3 separate regions of the Homo sapiens genome follow, and all the other regions are linked to region 3. The links are chromatin contacts, found by Hi-C or POLR2A ChIA-PET in ENCODE. All regions are on one chromosome and are shown on one strand. The core of a region is the stretch at or near the end of the contact, and the rest is flanking DNA. Distances in the headings are between cores, read along the strand shown.

Region 1 (4,661 bases), core at 872-3,371, 2.1 Mb before region 3:
TTAATTCAAAGTGCACATGTCATAATGCTTAATTTATTCAAGAGCAGAACTGTTTTCTGCCTCCTCCCCCAATTCATTTAGCACAGTGGTGGACATTTTGTTGATGGGTTATCAATACATTTGGTTGATGAATCAGTTTCCCATTAACAGTCTTGTCATTTCCTGCACACTATCACCTGAGTAACATTAGAAAAGACCTCACCAAACACGCTTTATGTTATCAAACACCAACAAGCAAAGATGTTTCCTCATCCCTCTGATTATAGCTGCCACTTACTGCCTAAGCCAAATGCTTTACATTTATTATCTCTAATCTTCCTTTTCCACATGAATGAACAACCAGGTTCAGAGAAGTAACTTGCCCATACGTAGTAAGTGGTGGAACCAGGATTTGACTTAGGCCTGGCTGGCTTCAAAATCCACACTTTGTCCACAAAAGTTAGTTATGCTGTCAATTTAGCTGGGCTCTGAAAAAAACTGGAGTTTCAACTTTCACATATATGGTATGTATACAATAACGTCTACCCGCCACTTCAATATATCCTTAAGAACTGAACGTTTTACTGTAGAAAAGGAGTAGTTTTTAAAGCCTTTTACTGTAAAAGAAATCAGTACTTTACTAAAGACGTCCTCAGAAAGAAAACGATTCTAATAATTAATTTGAAATGGCTTTTTAAACCCAAATCATCATTTGAGAATACGGTAGCTACCAGTTTTCTCATACGTGAAACATACTTAGGTAACTTTCAAAATGTTTCAGGTGTCAGTTACTAGTATAACCCTGGGGAGTAAACGGTAGCTATATTACAACTGTTGCAAAGTAGAGTTTCTTTTTTAAGCCAAGAGTTCTCTAACACCCAAGGTTTAGTGCCCTAAAATGTCACCCCAGTCCTTTTAATTTTATATCCATGCCTTCCAAGCCCTACCTAACATCTGGTTCCCAGTTTTCCCCGTTGAGTATTTTCTCCAGGCCTGATTCCTCAACAGTTTTCCCTAAAACCTGTAGCTCATGCTGGCACTATTTTTGCCGAAGTAGATTAAGAATACAAGTAATAGATCATACTCTGGGGGAGGCAGTAAGTTAACAATTTCGTCTCCGTCTGCGTTAACCAGACGCAGATACTAGCCAGGGTGGCCACTATTCTCCTAACAAATTCTACAACGGCCAAGCAATTTTTCGGTAAGTTGGAAAACGGAAACCACAGCGTGGAAACTCTGCACGGAGTCTTAAAGATAAGAAGTTAAGACTTTAATTTACTCTTGCAGAGGGAACGGTGAAGGCTTTCAGCACGGCAAGACGATACTTTCGAAACTGTCACTAGACTACTCAAACTGGAGTCTCCCGCCCAAAAAAGCGTGGCACACGGCTAAAAAGGGCCTCCCTCCAAGGCTCCAGTCCTCGGGGAAGACGGCGCTGTGACCGTCTGATCCATGAGACCGGGCAAGAGGTGAAAGGGAGCAGGAAATCCTGTTTATTTCCAGTAGTCCTCAGAGCGGGAAAGGTTGGTGTCTACCCAGAAACGAATAGGGCCCCAGTTCCGGGCCTAGGAAGGGAAAACCCAGGTCTCCCGGGCGCCCTGGAGCTGTGCCCCCCTGCCCGGAGCACCAGCCCCACTCGGGCTTTCCTTCTCCCCGTCCCACTCAGGGCCTCAGCACAGCTCCCATTATGCCTCCACCACCCCCACCCGCGCAGGCGCAGTGGGAACCGGGGCCTACCCGCGCCCCCGAGGCGCCGCCACTATGGCGGAGCCTGGCCAGGCCGGTAGCCGCTCCGCGCGGACCAGGCGTCCCTCTCCCGTCCCCGCGGCCTCCCCACCACCTATGGGGTCTGTCCCCGCCCGGCCGGACCCTCTTTCGCCCTCCTCACCCGTTCTTCAGATCCACCTCCAGGATCTTCCCGTAGCCCTTAAAGAAGCGCTCCACATCGCGCTCCCGGGCCTGGTAGCTCAGGCGGCCGATGTACACCCGCGGCATCCCGGCAACGGCAGTGATGGCTGGCCCCGGCCCCAGCCCCCCTTAGGCGGCGGCGGGCAAAGCGAGAGCACGGCGGCAGCGGCGGCGGCGGCAACGGGCGGGCGGCGGGACGGACGCAGCCGAACCCCGGCGACGTACGCGAGCACGCAGCTCGCGAGCGCGCGCTTCCACTTCCCCCGCCCTTCCCCGAGGCGGAAGGTAACCGGAGAGAGCGCGCGTTCGCTTCCCGCTCGGCCAGGACTGGGGGAGGAGCTTGCCCGGGGGCGCGCCGACGTGCGGCGGGGCAAGGTGATCGACAGGCGGCGCTGCGGCACGTCCTCGCGCGAGCTCGCCAAAGGGGTTCCTGCACCGCCTTCCGCAGCCAGCTGGCTTCGCCCCTCCCCCGGAAGTGTCCGCACCTCCTAGAGCCCAGCGAGCGAGCGTTTGTGCTTTTGTCCTTTGAACCGGGTGTGGTTTGGATTTCGGAGCTGGAGCTTTGGAATCAAACCTAGCTTCCAAACGATTGTGTACCCGTGACCTTGGGCTTGTTACGCGCGATGTCTCGGACCCTCCTTTATCTTTTCTGTAAAAGGGGGAGAGTAGTTCCTACCTTCCAGAGTTGTCTTGAGAATTATATGAGAATACGTACATAAAGCACTTAGTAGTTTTGTCATATCAAGTGCCCAATAAATGAGACCAGTATTATTTTTAAGAGGACACTGCTTAAATAGAAGCAGTGTGAGAAGCGGAGAAGGCTGGAGCTTTGGAGCTAGACTAGGCATGACGCCGAGTAAATTACTTGACCACAATCCAACCTATTTTTTTTTTTTTGAGACGAGTTTCGCTCGGTCGCCCAGGCTGGAGTGCAGTGGCGCGACCTCAGCTCACTGCAACCTCCGCCTCCCGGGTTCAAGCGATTCTCCTGCCTCAGCCTCCAGAGTAGCTGGGACTACAGGCGCCCGCCCCCACGCCCGGCTAATTTTTGTATTTTTAGGAGAGAGGAAGTTTCACCATATTGGCCAGGCAGGTCTCAAACTCCAGACCTCAGGTGATCCGCCCGCCTTGGCCTCCCAAAGTGCTGGGATTACAGGCGTGAGCCACTGCGCCTGGCCTATCCAGTCTATTTTCTAACCTGTAAAATTAGAATAATGTATACCCATCTCAAGGATTACACAGGTCACTAAATGGGGTAGTGTATGTGAAAGTACTTGGAACAGTGTCTGAAACATGGTAAGAGCTCAATAAATATTGGTTCCCTTCTCACTAACGCCATGTACCTAGAACCATAAAGGGTTTTGTTTCTTTGCTTGTTTTTGTTTTTTGAATATTTTGAAAGGATAACTCAAGGTTCAAATGATACACAGTGAAAAGTCTTCGCTGTCCACCAGCCACTTAGTTTCTCTTCCCAGAGGCAGTTTCTGAAATGTCCTTTAGGAGGTTAATTTACCCTTATAAAACAAATAGTAGGATACTATACATATGGTTCTACACAAAATATATTTTGAAAATCATTCCTTAAGAGTATAAAAGGACTAGTTTTATGGTTCATACCATTTTATACACAGTAATTTATTTAGCCAGTGCCCTGGTGAAGGACATTGAAATAAGTTCCAACCTTTTGTTATTACACTGCTGCAGTAACTTTGCATTTCTCTCTCTCTCTTTCTCTCTCTCTCTATATATATCATCTATTCCTAGAAATAGGATATTTGGGTCAGAGTTTTGATAAGTTATTGCTCAATTCCCCTTAAGTGGCTGTTTCCTCATATCCTCATCAACACCGTGTTATCAAACTTTTTGATCTTTGCCAATCTGAGAGGTGAAAAATGTTATCTCCAAGTGGTTTAATTTGCAAATATCATATTTTGCAGAGATATGAGTCTTTCTTCATATGTTTGAGATATATTTTCCTATTTCTGTCTGTGTATATCCTTTACCCATTTTTCTTATTCATAGGTGCTCACTATATATTAGGAAAATCAGCTCTTTGTCAAATGAGTTGCAAATATTTTTTCCATTTGTTGACTTTTGACTTTGCCAAGAGTGTTTTTTAGCCATGCAAAAACATTAGATATTTATGGGATCAATTTATCCATCCTTTATTTTTCTTTGATTCTGGATTTTATTTTTAAATTTTTATTTATTCTACTTTTTTTTTTTTTTTTTGAGACTGAGTCTCGCACTGTCGCCCAGGCTGCAGTGCAGCGGTGCGATCTCAGCTCACTGCAACCTACGCCTTCTGGGTTCAAGCGTTCTCCTTCCTCAGCCTCTAGAGTAGCTGGGATTACAGGCACCTGCCACCACGCCCGGCTAATTTTTTTGTATTTTAGTAGAGAAGGGGTTTCACTATGTTGGCCAGGCTGGTCTTGATCTCCTGACCTCGTGATCTGCCTGCCTCGGCCTCCCAGAGTGCTGGGACTACAGGCGTGAGCCACTGTACCCGGCTTTTTTTTTTTTTTTTTGAGATGGAGTCTTGGTCTGTTGCCCAAGATGGAGTGTAGTGGCACTATCTTGGCTCACTGCAGTCTCTGCCTCCAGGTTCAAGCAATTCTCCTGCCTCAGCCTCCCAAGTAGCTGGGATTACAGGCATGTGCCACCACGCCTGGCTAATTTTTTTGTATCTTTAATAGAGACTGGGTTTCACCATGTTGGCCAGGCTGGTCTCAAACTCCTGACCTCAGGTGAGGTGGCGTGAGCCACCGCGCCCG
Region 2 (4,339 bases), core at 839-3,338, 2.2 Mb after region 3:
ACTTCGTTAGTTTTTTCTCTTCTGTAGAATGCCAGGCTTTAATTAGACAAAGGCTAAGGGAAACCATAGAATAATTCGAGGCTGTATTGAGGGCGAGGCGCGCCCTCTTGTGTCCTAATGATGTCCTCTCCTCTCTCTGCACACTCGCCTCCCTTCTTCCTCTTAGGGCAGATGATGCTGAAGTGGACACGTCCTTACCTGACCCTGCAAAGCTGCCTCTCCAGCTTCAGATCCTGACACTCTCTCAAATGTTTCCGGCTCCCTTGGCACCCCACACTGTTGCACTGTCCCTCCCCATCTCAAACCCTCCTACTTCCACATATGGTCTCTTCCTCATGCAGTGTAGGACCTTTGGAGTCACATGCCTAGGGGGTGACAAATCGCAGCCCTGGTTCTTATTGGCTCTGTGATCTTGAGTAGGTCACTTCGTTTCTCTAAGTCTCATTCCCTCTTTGTAAAGTGGAGCAAACAATACCAATCTCATAGGGCTACTGTGAGACTTCAACACCAAGGAGTATTTACGGGTTGTTATTATGTTTACTGAGTAAAATCACATGAGTTATTACTACAAATAAGTTGGAACATGTTTCACAGAGAAGGAATTTAAACTGGGTCGTTAAAGCTAAGAATTCTCCTATTTTAACACTAGCCAACATGCATTGAGCTCTTACCAGATGCTAGGTATTGTCAATTTTCCCTAAGCCGCATAACCATTGGTAATAATAATAATAGCTAATGATTATGTATATTATTGTATTTTCTATTTTTTAAAATAGAGACGAGGTCTCACTTCGCTGCCCAGGCTGGTCTCAAACTCCTGGACTAAAGCGATCCTTCCGTCTCAGCCTCCCAGAGGGCTGGGATTACAGGCATGAGCCTCCGTGCCTGGACTAGCTAATGATTATTAAACACTTTCTGTGTGTCAGACATGTGTCACGCTCTTTACATACCTTCTCCCATTTATTCCTCTCAACAACTGTCTCAGGAAGAGGCAAGTATTATCATTCCCATTTTACAGCTGGGAAAATGCAGGCATAAAGAAGCTAAGTAATTTGCCCAAGGTTTCACAACGCGGGTGGTATGACCTGCATCCTTCATTTGAAAGTAAGAACTTTCAGACACAAGCAGCTTGACTTCAGAGACTTTTACCTAAATAGTCTCATTTAACCTTCATAACACCCTGTGATGTAAGTTCTCTTACATTACTTGCATTTTATAGATGAAAATTCCAAAGACAAAATAGATGGCAGTAATTTGTTCAAGGCCACACAGCTGCGAAGTAGTTGAGTTGGGATTTGGATCCATGTCTGACTACAAAGCCCCCATTCTCAACACCACATTAGATTGTTCATGCCCCAAAGTATTCACAGTGGTACAGAGCACCCGCATTTATATGAGGATTATTTTGTAATAATGATTAACATTCTTCCAACACCTAGGAAGTGCCAAGCTCTGTACTAACTGATTTACATAATAATAGCTAACAATCGCTGTGCATTATTAGGAGCCAGGCCCTGAGCTAATCGTTTTAGGTGTATTATCTCATTGAAAGTTCACAAAACTCTGTGACATGGATGCCATTACTACCCTCATTTTATGGTTGAAGAGAACGAGGTTCAGAATTCTTCCAAAGTCACACAGCTTAGCTGTAAGCTGGAAATTAAAGCTACAACTGTCCAGTTCTCTCCTGCCTATCGGGCTGGTCACCTCTAGTCATTCTCTCTTCTTATTTCTTATTGTGTCTGCTTTGATCTTTCAGGGTCTGAGGCTCTCACTTCGACCCCTCAGTAGAACTGGGCCCCCTTCTGCTCGAGTGCCCTCCCATTGGGCGGTGCTGTTATCCGGAAGCCTATGGAAAAGGCCAGGATCGCAACAGGTCCCGCCCCCATGTGTCGCGCCCGTTCCGATTTGTTCCAGTGCCAGGGTCCGTTAGAAGATGACATATCTATTGGCTGAAGACGTCTGAAAGGCAGCAAACGGAGGGGGCCGCCCCCGGCGCTCGCGCGGTTCCTTCTGGGAATTGTGGTCTCAGACGTTCCATTCCCAGGGTGGCGCCGCTCGGACTCCGCGTCCCAGCATTCCCCGCACGAGCCCGGGAGCACTTCCGCCCTGTTGTGAAGTGGGTGTCTCGGTGGGTGAGTCCGGGTGGCGGGGCGGGGGCAGCTGAGACGCAGGCTCTGGGCTGGAGACTTAGGAGGTGGTGGTGACACAGGGGGCTGGGGAAGGTGAGAGGGGAGAAAGAAGCTTATATGTGGGGGTGGAGGGTGAGGGACGGTCAAAGGATGTAGAGGCCGGAGATGGGAAGGGTCATACAGGGGTCGGGGATGAGGAGGCGATAGAGGGCCCTGGGAATGAGGAGGGCCTTAGAAGGGTCTGAAGGTGAGGGGGTTGAGGGAGGTTTTGGAGGTGGGAGAGTCATAGAAAGGTCTGGAGACCACAGAGGAAAGGATAGAGGGTCTGGGGCCCTGGCAAGAAGTGAAGAGGGCCTGAGCTTGAAGCCCGACCTTAAAAATAGTGTTTCAATCTCTACCTTCCCATCTAGAACAAGCATATCTAATTTGTTACCTCCCTAATGATTGTTACCTCTGGAACCCAGTGGATGGGACTGGCTATTGTGTTCTGCCCCAAACCTGCACTTCTTTCCTTATGTCTTATGGAAGTCAGTGGCACGATCATCCCATTTACCTACCTACCTACCTACTTACCCACTGATTCCTCTTGCATTCTTCCACGTCCAAGGATCTTCCGATCTTTAATTTCTTTAATATCTTTTCAGTCGGCCTCTTTCTTGTAGGGTTTTCGCAGAAGCCTTTTCAGTTTCCCAGCATGAACACACACATTGCACCTAGTGTGATCTGTTTCACCTACAAATCTGATTATGCCTTCTGCTTGAAAACTTTCATTGGCACCCAGCACCTGTAAAGTCCAAACACCTTGTCCTTCATAAACTCCTTTTGCAGCCTAATCTTCATGCACCTCACACTCCAGGGCTGTCAAGGTTTTCCTCGTTTCCTGGGTAGGCCATTTGGTTTTCCATCATTATATATGCTGTTCTCTCAGCTTAGAATATTCTCTCCTTGCCCTTCACCTTCTTTGCCAAGAGAACTTCTTTAACTTAAAAAAATTTCAACTCTTACTTTGCTCAATTCCCTTAAGCAAATTAAGTCACCCCCAACCCTCAGCTCCCATAACTTCTCCTATTACCACATTTGATCATAATTATCTGTGAAGTGTGTGTCTCTTCCATTAGACTGTGAACATCTCCAGGACAGGAACAGTGTCTCAATCACCTCTGTTTCCCCATTGCCCAGTCTAGAGCAGTAAACACTTGATGTAAAGCAGTAAATACTTGATGTATGTATGTGTGAATGAAGACCATGCAGGGTAAGCTTTGCTATACCAGCCTTGAAGACTTCTATTGCCAGTGGATTTCCAGGGCAGGAGCTTTAGTCTTCCTCTGCCTGGCAAGGCTATCTGCTGGAAGCTGAAGCTGATTCATTGCCAATGGGAGTTTAAGCCAGGGGTGACAAATACATGGAATGTGTGCTGCCAGTGCCCCTTCCTGTGTCCCTGGCAGTCATGGCTAATTGGTTGGTTCTCAGCACATATTCACACTGTACTCAGAGCCCTCAGCACACTACTCTAGGCAGCCACTTCCAGTTGATTGAAGTTTCTGCTTTAAATGAAACCTATTTGCTCTCCCTGGCTTAAGCCCTTATGTGTGAGGTCAGGTCAGACTGCTTTAAGCCATAGCTTGGACTGTCAGCCAAATGGGCCTGACAGCCTTTAAGAGTTCCCAGTTTTTTCTCTTTGGAGGTCACAGACCAGTCTTGGCCTTTCCTGTGGAACTGGAGAGCATCTTCTCTTCCCTTTTCACTGAGTGGGCTCCTCATGACCACGTTCATACTTACTGCCCTAGGAGTCAAGATGCCCCTCAGCTTCCCTGTGTTTGTAAAGACATCTTGATTTTGATGGCAGTCAGCACTTATCCCTCATGACCTGGGAGGCTCTGTACTCTTTCTAGGTCTTTCTGGATATTGGAAGAGAGCTTTGAGATCACTTAGCTGAATCTAAGTGGCAAAGCGACAGCCCATGCTGAATGAAGTCCACCATCATGCTTTATTTAATCTCATAGTGTGTGAAAAAATTTTGAGTTGGTTACCAACATTTAAAAATCCAGAGTGCTAGTTTCTTTTGGAAAAATCAGCAGGCTTAGGAATATTCTGGGCATATGTTCCCCTGGCACTCTATAGTTGGCTGTAGTGCCCACCCAGTTCATTTCAGTCATTGACTCATTTACATTGCTAGGTCCTTATACCCATTTAAACTTGTAGCCACT
Region 3 (4,047 bases), core at 766-3,265:
CTACTAAAAATATACAAAAATTAGCCAGGCATGGTGGCGGGCGCCTGTAATTCCAGCCACTCAGGAGGCTGAGGCAGGAGAATCGCTTGAACCCGGGTGGCGGAGGTTGCGGTGCACCGAGATTGCGCCACTCCACTCCAGCCTGGGTGACAAGAGCAAAATTCCATCTTAAAAAAAAAAAAAAGAAGTTACGTGCTAGGCACTGGGCAAACAGCAATGAACAAAATAAACAATGGAGCTCGCTGTTCCAGTGGGAAAGGGGGAAGGGAGAAGGGAAGGTGAGAGAAAACAAGCAAACTATATATGTGGTGTCATGTGCTATAGAGCAAAAGAAGGGATGGGGATGGTGGCTCATGCCTGTAATCTCAGCATTTTGGGAGGCCAAGGTGTGCGGATTGCTTGAGCTCAGGAGTGAAATCCTGTCTCTACAAAAAAATACAATTAGTTAGATGTGGTGGTGTGTGTCTGTGGTCCCAGCTACTCAGGAGGCTGAGGCAGGAGGATCACTTGAGCCCAGGTGGTGGAGGCTGTACTGAGCCAGTGGTCAACACAGAGAGATTGTCTAAAAACAAAAAAACAAAAAAAGAGAGAGAGAGAAGCAATGTGGGTTCCACAGTATGTGGTACTGCAATTTAAAATAGGGTGGTCAGGAAAATCCTCACTGAAAAAATTACATTTGGGCAAATATTCGCAGGAGCTGAATAGTAAACCATGTAAACATTTGTGAAGAGCAATCCCACAGAGAGGACAGCAAATGCAAAGGTCCTGAAGCAGAGGCTTGGAAGAGAGAGTAACTGAAGCCAGGTGAGCAATAAGAAATTGGTCAGAGAGGTAAAGGGAAAGAGGGCAAATAATTACAAGAATTTTGGTTTTTACTCTGGATGAAGTACAAAGCCACCAGAAAGTTTTCTGCAGAGTGTAATGTGATCTGATGTTTAGAAGGATTCCTTTGGTTATTGGCTTGGTAACAGGTGCTGATACAAAGGTAGAAAGTGGAAGACCAGTTAGGGTCCCACTACAAAAATGCCAGATGAGATAATAATGGCTTAGGCCATGAGGCAATGATGGAGATGGTAGAAGTAGCAATTCTAGACCTATTTTGAGGACGGTGCCAGCAGGATTTATTGAGGAGATGTGAGGACACTCGTATTTCCTCGTCTGAGCCTAAACAGGACATTAGAAGTGTGATCACTATTTCTATCTTACAAAAAATGTAGTTAGGAGCATGGTTTCTCAGTTCGAAATCTGCTTCTATCACGTACTTGGTAAGTCTGTTTTTCCATCTGCAAAATGGGTTAATAACGTTCCTAACAGGCTGCTACCAAGATCAATGGAAATTTCATATACGAAACACTTTAGTACAAGAGTCAATGAATGTTAGCTGCTATTTAGTTGTTAATAATACTAGTGCAGAGAAATAAAGGGAAAAGCAACTTGCCCAAAGTCCCAAAACGAGCCAACACAAATCATTTCCCTTTTTTCTTCCCTCCCTCATTCATTCATTCTACACACTCTTCGGAATTTTTGTTCTATGCCAGATCCATGTTAGAGTCAGGATGCTTAAACCCGGGTCAGGGTTTTGAGCCCAAGGTCCTCAACTCTAATTCTAATGCTATCTCAGGGCAGTCGAGAGGCTGAAAACGGGCGCCAAACGGGGGAACACGTACGCAGCATTCGCAGGCTATGGGGAGCTTTTACAGTGTTTATGTGCTTTAACTCTGCGTAGAAACTCTCGTTCTGCCCCCGCAATGCGGGAAAGGGTCAGGGATCACCAGATACAGCGCTCTGAGGGGAGGAAGATGAGCTGAGGGCCAAAGGCCGCCTGCTTCTTCACTTACCGCTTGCAGCAAGGCTCCCGGCGTCGCCTGCTGCTGCCCGGCTCCTGGGCCAGACCCCGCTCCCAACAGCAACTCATGCCGCTGCCGCTTGACTGGAACCAGCGGCAACTCTGGGCCCTTACGCTTCTGCTGTTCTATCATGGCGGCAACCGGTCTCTTCAGCGCCGCCACTGACCGCGCTGCCGCTCTCAGGCGCCACGCAATTGGTTCCAAATTAGTCCTTCCTCCACAACTTCCAGCTTGGAAGAACCAATCGGCTTTCAATATTTCCATTTGCACCGCCCTCGGATAGTCTCTTGTTATTGGGCATATCTTTCTGACGTCATGAGAGTGCGATACCAGGATTGGTGGACGGAGCTGGCGACCGCCCTAGGCGCGCTGGGTCTTGTGGGTGGAAACGCGCTGGCTGACTGGGGTCGGCGTTTAGTTCAGCGCAGCGACTCGGGGACCTGGAGCTGACGCCTAGTACGTATGAGGAAGAACGGGGTGGGTGGCTGCCTGAGTCTGGAGGCGACGCCTCGGTTGTGCAGTCTGAACCTGCCCTTCTCAGCTGAGGGTGCTGACAGCAAGGGGTGGGAGGCGGGCCCCGAGTCCCCAGCTGTGGTAAGTAGTAGCCTGGGCTCCCTTTCGGGGCAGGAGCGGAGCCTTGGGGTCTCTGGCGGCAAGACCCAGCCCCTGCGGCTCCCTTCTTCAAGAGCGCCCATCGTGGCCAGTCCTGTGCCGGGCATTCCCAGGGAGAAAGGCCTGCGTCCCAGCCTCCTCCGGTGCCCCATTTGGCCGAGGAGGCTGACTTGTTTCTGCCACTGATTTTGCAGTTTTTGATCAGGGCCTACTGTATGCCCCCCTGAGAGAGACAGTGATGAAGGAAATGTCCGACTCCTTCTCCAGAGCACAGTCTTGTTGAGAAATTTGAGACTCATGCCCATGAACGTGGTCATTGCCTCAGTCGTCCTGCTGATATTCATTTAGCAGCGCGTTGGGGGTATGTTGTGAACCGGGCACGGTCCCTACTCTCAGGGCGTTTAACTCTGGTGGGGAAAACGTTAAACAATGACCTCACTAATACATGGAAATGCCTCCTACTGCTGCCTGATGCTATGAGTGCCTGAAATAAGCAGGAAGGTTTTTCAGAGGAAAAGATGCCTGCGCTGGTAGCTGCAGGAAGTGTTGTAATTAATTAGGTGAAGAAGTGAAGGCAGAACCTTCCATAGAGAACTACTTGTTCAGAGCCCTGAGGCACTTGGGAGGAAAATGACTAAAAGCACAAAGAGCCAGTGTGGCTGGTACAAAGAGAATGAAGGGAGTATGGTACAAGATGAAGCTGTACGTGATAGCGGTCAGACCTTGCAGGAATTTGTAGCTTTTATTTTAAAACGGATGAGATACCACTGAGCCGTCTTCCCCCAGTGGGGTGTGGTGGAGGAGGGGACTTGATCCCTCAGGCTCAGTGGTGTGAACAGACGGGGGTTGGGGAAGCCCTAGTCGATGTATGTGGACCACTTGGGATATGCAGTAATCCTGGTCAGAGATGTCAGTGAGGACTGAGATATGGGTGGAACTGCAGAGAATTGGACAGATTCTAGAGGTATATAGGAGGTAAAATGGGTGGGACTTGGTGATGGGTTGATTTTAGGGAGTGAAGAGAGGAATCAAAGGTAACTCCTAGGTTTCTGGCTTATGTAGTTGAATAGATGGTGGTACCATTCACTCACTATCACGGAATCCCTCAAGCTGGATAGGGAACACTAGAAGATGATTAGAGACCAGTTTTTTTTTGTTTTTTTTTTTTTTTTGAGACAGGTTCTTGCTCTGTCGCCCAGGCTGGAGTGTGGTGGTGCAACCTTGGCTCACTGCAACCTCCACCTCCCAGGTTCAAGCAATTCTCCTGCCTTAGCCTCCCCAGTAGCTGGGATTACAGGCGCCTCCACTGTGCCCGGCCAATTTTTGTATTTTTGGTGGAGATGGGGTTCCACCATATTGGCCAGGCTGGTCTCCAACTCCTGGCCTCAAGTGATCCACCTGCCTCAGCCTCCCAAAATTCTGGGATTACAGGCCTGAGCCACTGCTCCCAGCTGAGATCAGTTTTTATTGATTGATTGATTGATTGTGTGGGGTCATTCATGACATCCAAGAGGCAGTTTGAAATACAGCTTTGTGCTCAGAAGAGAGATTTGTGTTGGGAATATAAAATTGGGCATAATTTGTATAT

Evidence for each region. Hi-C counts contacts between places; a loop is a spot of excess contacts on that map. ChIA-PET counts read pairs that join two places held with the same protein, here RNA polymerase II (POLR2A). Pooled maps may share reads with other maps.
Region 1: a map of naive thymus-derived CD4-positive, alpha-beta T cell shows a loop between it and region 3 (12-fold over the local background). The contact joins the promoter of SRSF4 here to the promoter of SNRNP40 in region 3. A Hi-C loop is called at or near these places in 1 of 168 maps with a recorded cell type or tissue (naive thymus-derived CD4-positive, alpha-beta T cell) and 7 of 50 pooled maps. POLR2A ChIA-PET finds 5 or more read pairs at or near these places in 2 of 52 experiments (activated B cell and activated CD8-positive, alpha-beta memory T cell).
Region 2: a map of CD4-positive, alpha-beta T cell shows a loop between it and region 3 (6-fold over the local background). The contact joins the promoter of ZSCAN20 here to the promoter of SNRNP40 in region 3. A Hi-C loop is called at or near these places in 2 of 168 maps with a recorded cell type or tissue (CD4-positive, alpha-beta T cell and naive thymus-derived CD4-positive, alpha-beta T cell) and 7 of 50 pooled maps.

Annotation. Positions count from the first base shown.
Region 1 is chr1:29,179,779-29,184,439 of GRCh38, forward strand. SRSF4 (serine and arginine rich splicing factor 4) reads right to left here and starts at 2,122. Exons shown (of 6, transcript NM_005626.5): 1 at 1,868-2,122. The coding sequence starts at 1,974. It also overlaps a transcript of MECR not described here. RefSeq lists silencers at 1,721-1,910, 1,961-2,170 and enhancers at 2,175-2,812, 2,241-2,470, 2,813-3,450.
Region 2 is chr1:33,470,557-33,474,895 of GRCh38, forward strand. It overlaps ZSCAN20 (zinc finger and SCAN domain containing 20), which reads left to right and starts at 2,089. Exons shown (of 8, transcript NM_001377376.1): 1 at 2,089-2,135. RefSeq lists a silencer at 52-346.
Region 3 is chr1:31,294,773-31,298,819 of GRCh38, forward strand. SNRNP40 (small nuclear ribonucleoprotein U5 subunit 40) reads right to left here and starts at 2,016. Exons shown (of 10, transcript NM_004814.3): 1 at 1,839-2,016. The coding sequence starts at 1,979. ZCCHC17 (zinc finger CCHC-type containing 17) reads left to right here and starts at 2,260. Exons shown (of 8, transcript NM_016505.4): 1 at 2,260-2,303. RefSeq lists an enhancer at 1,785-1,994.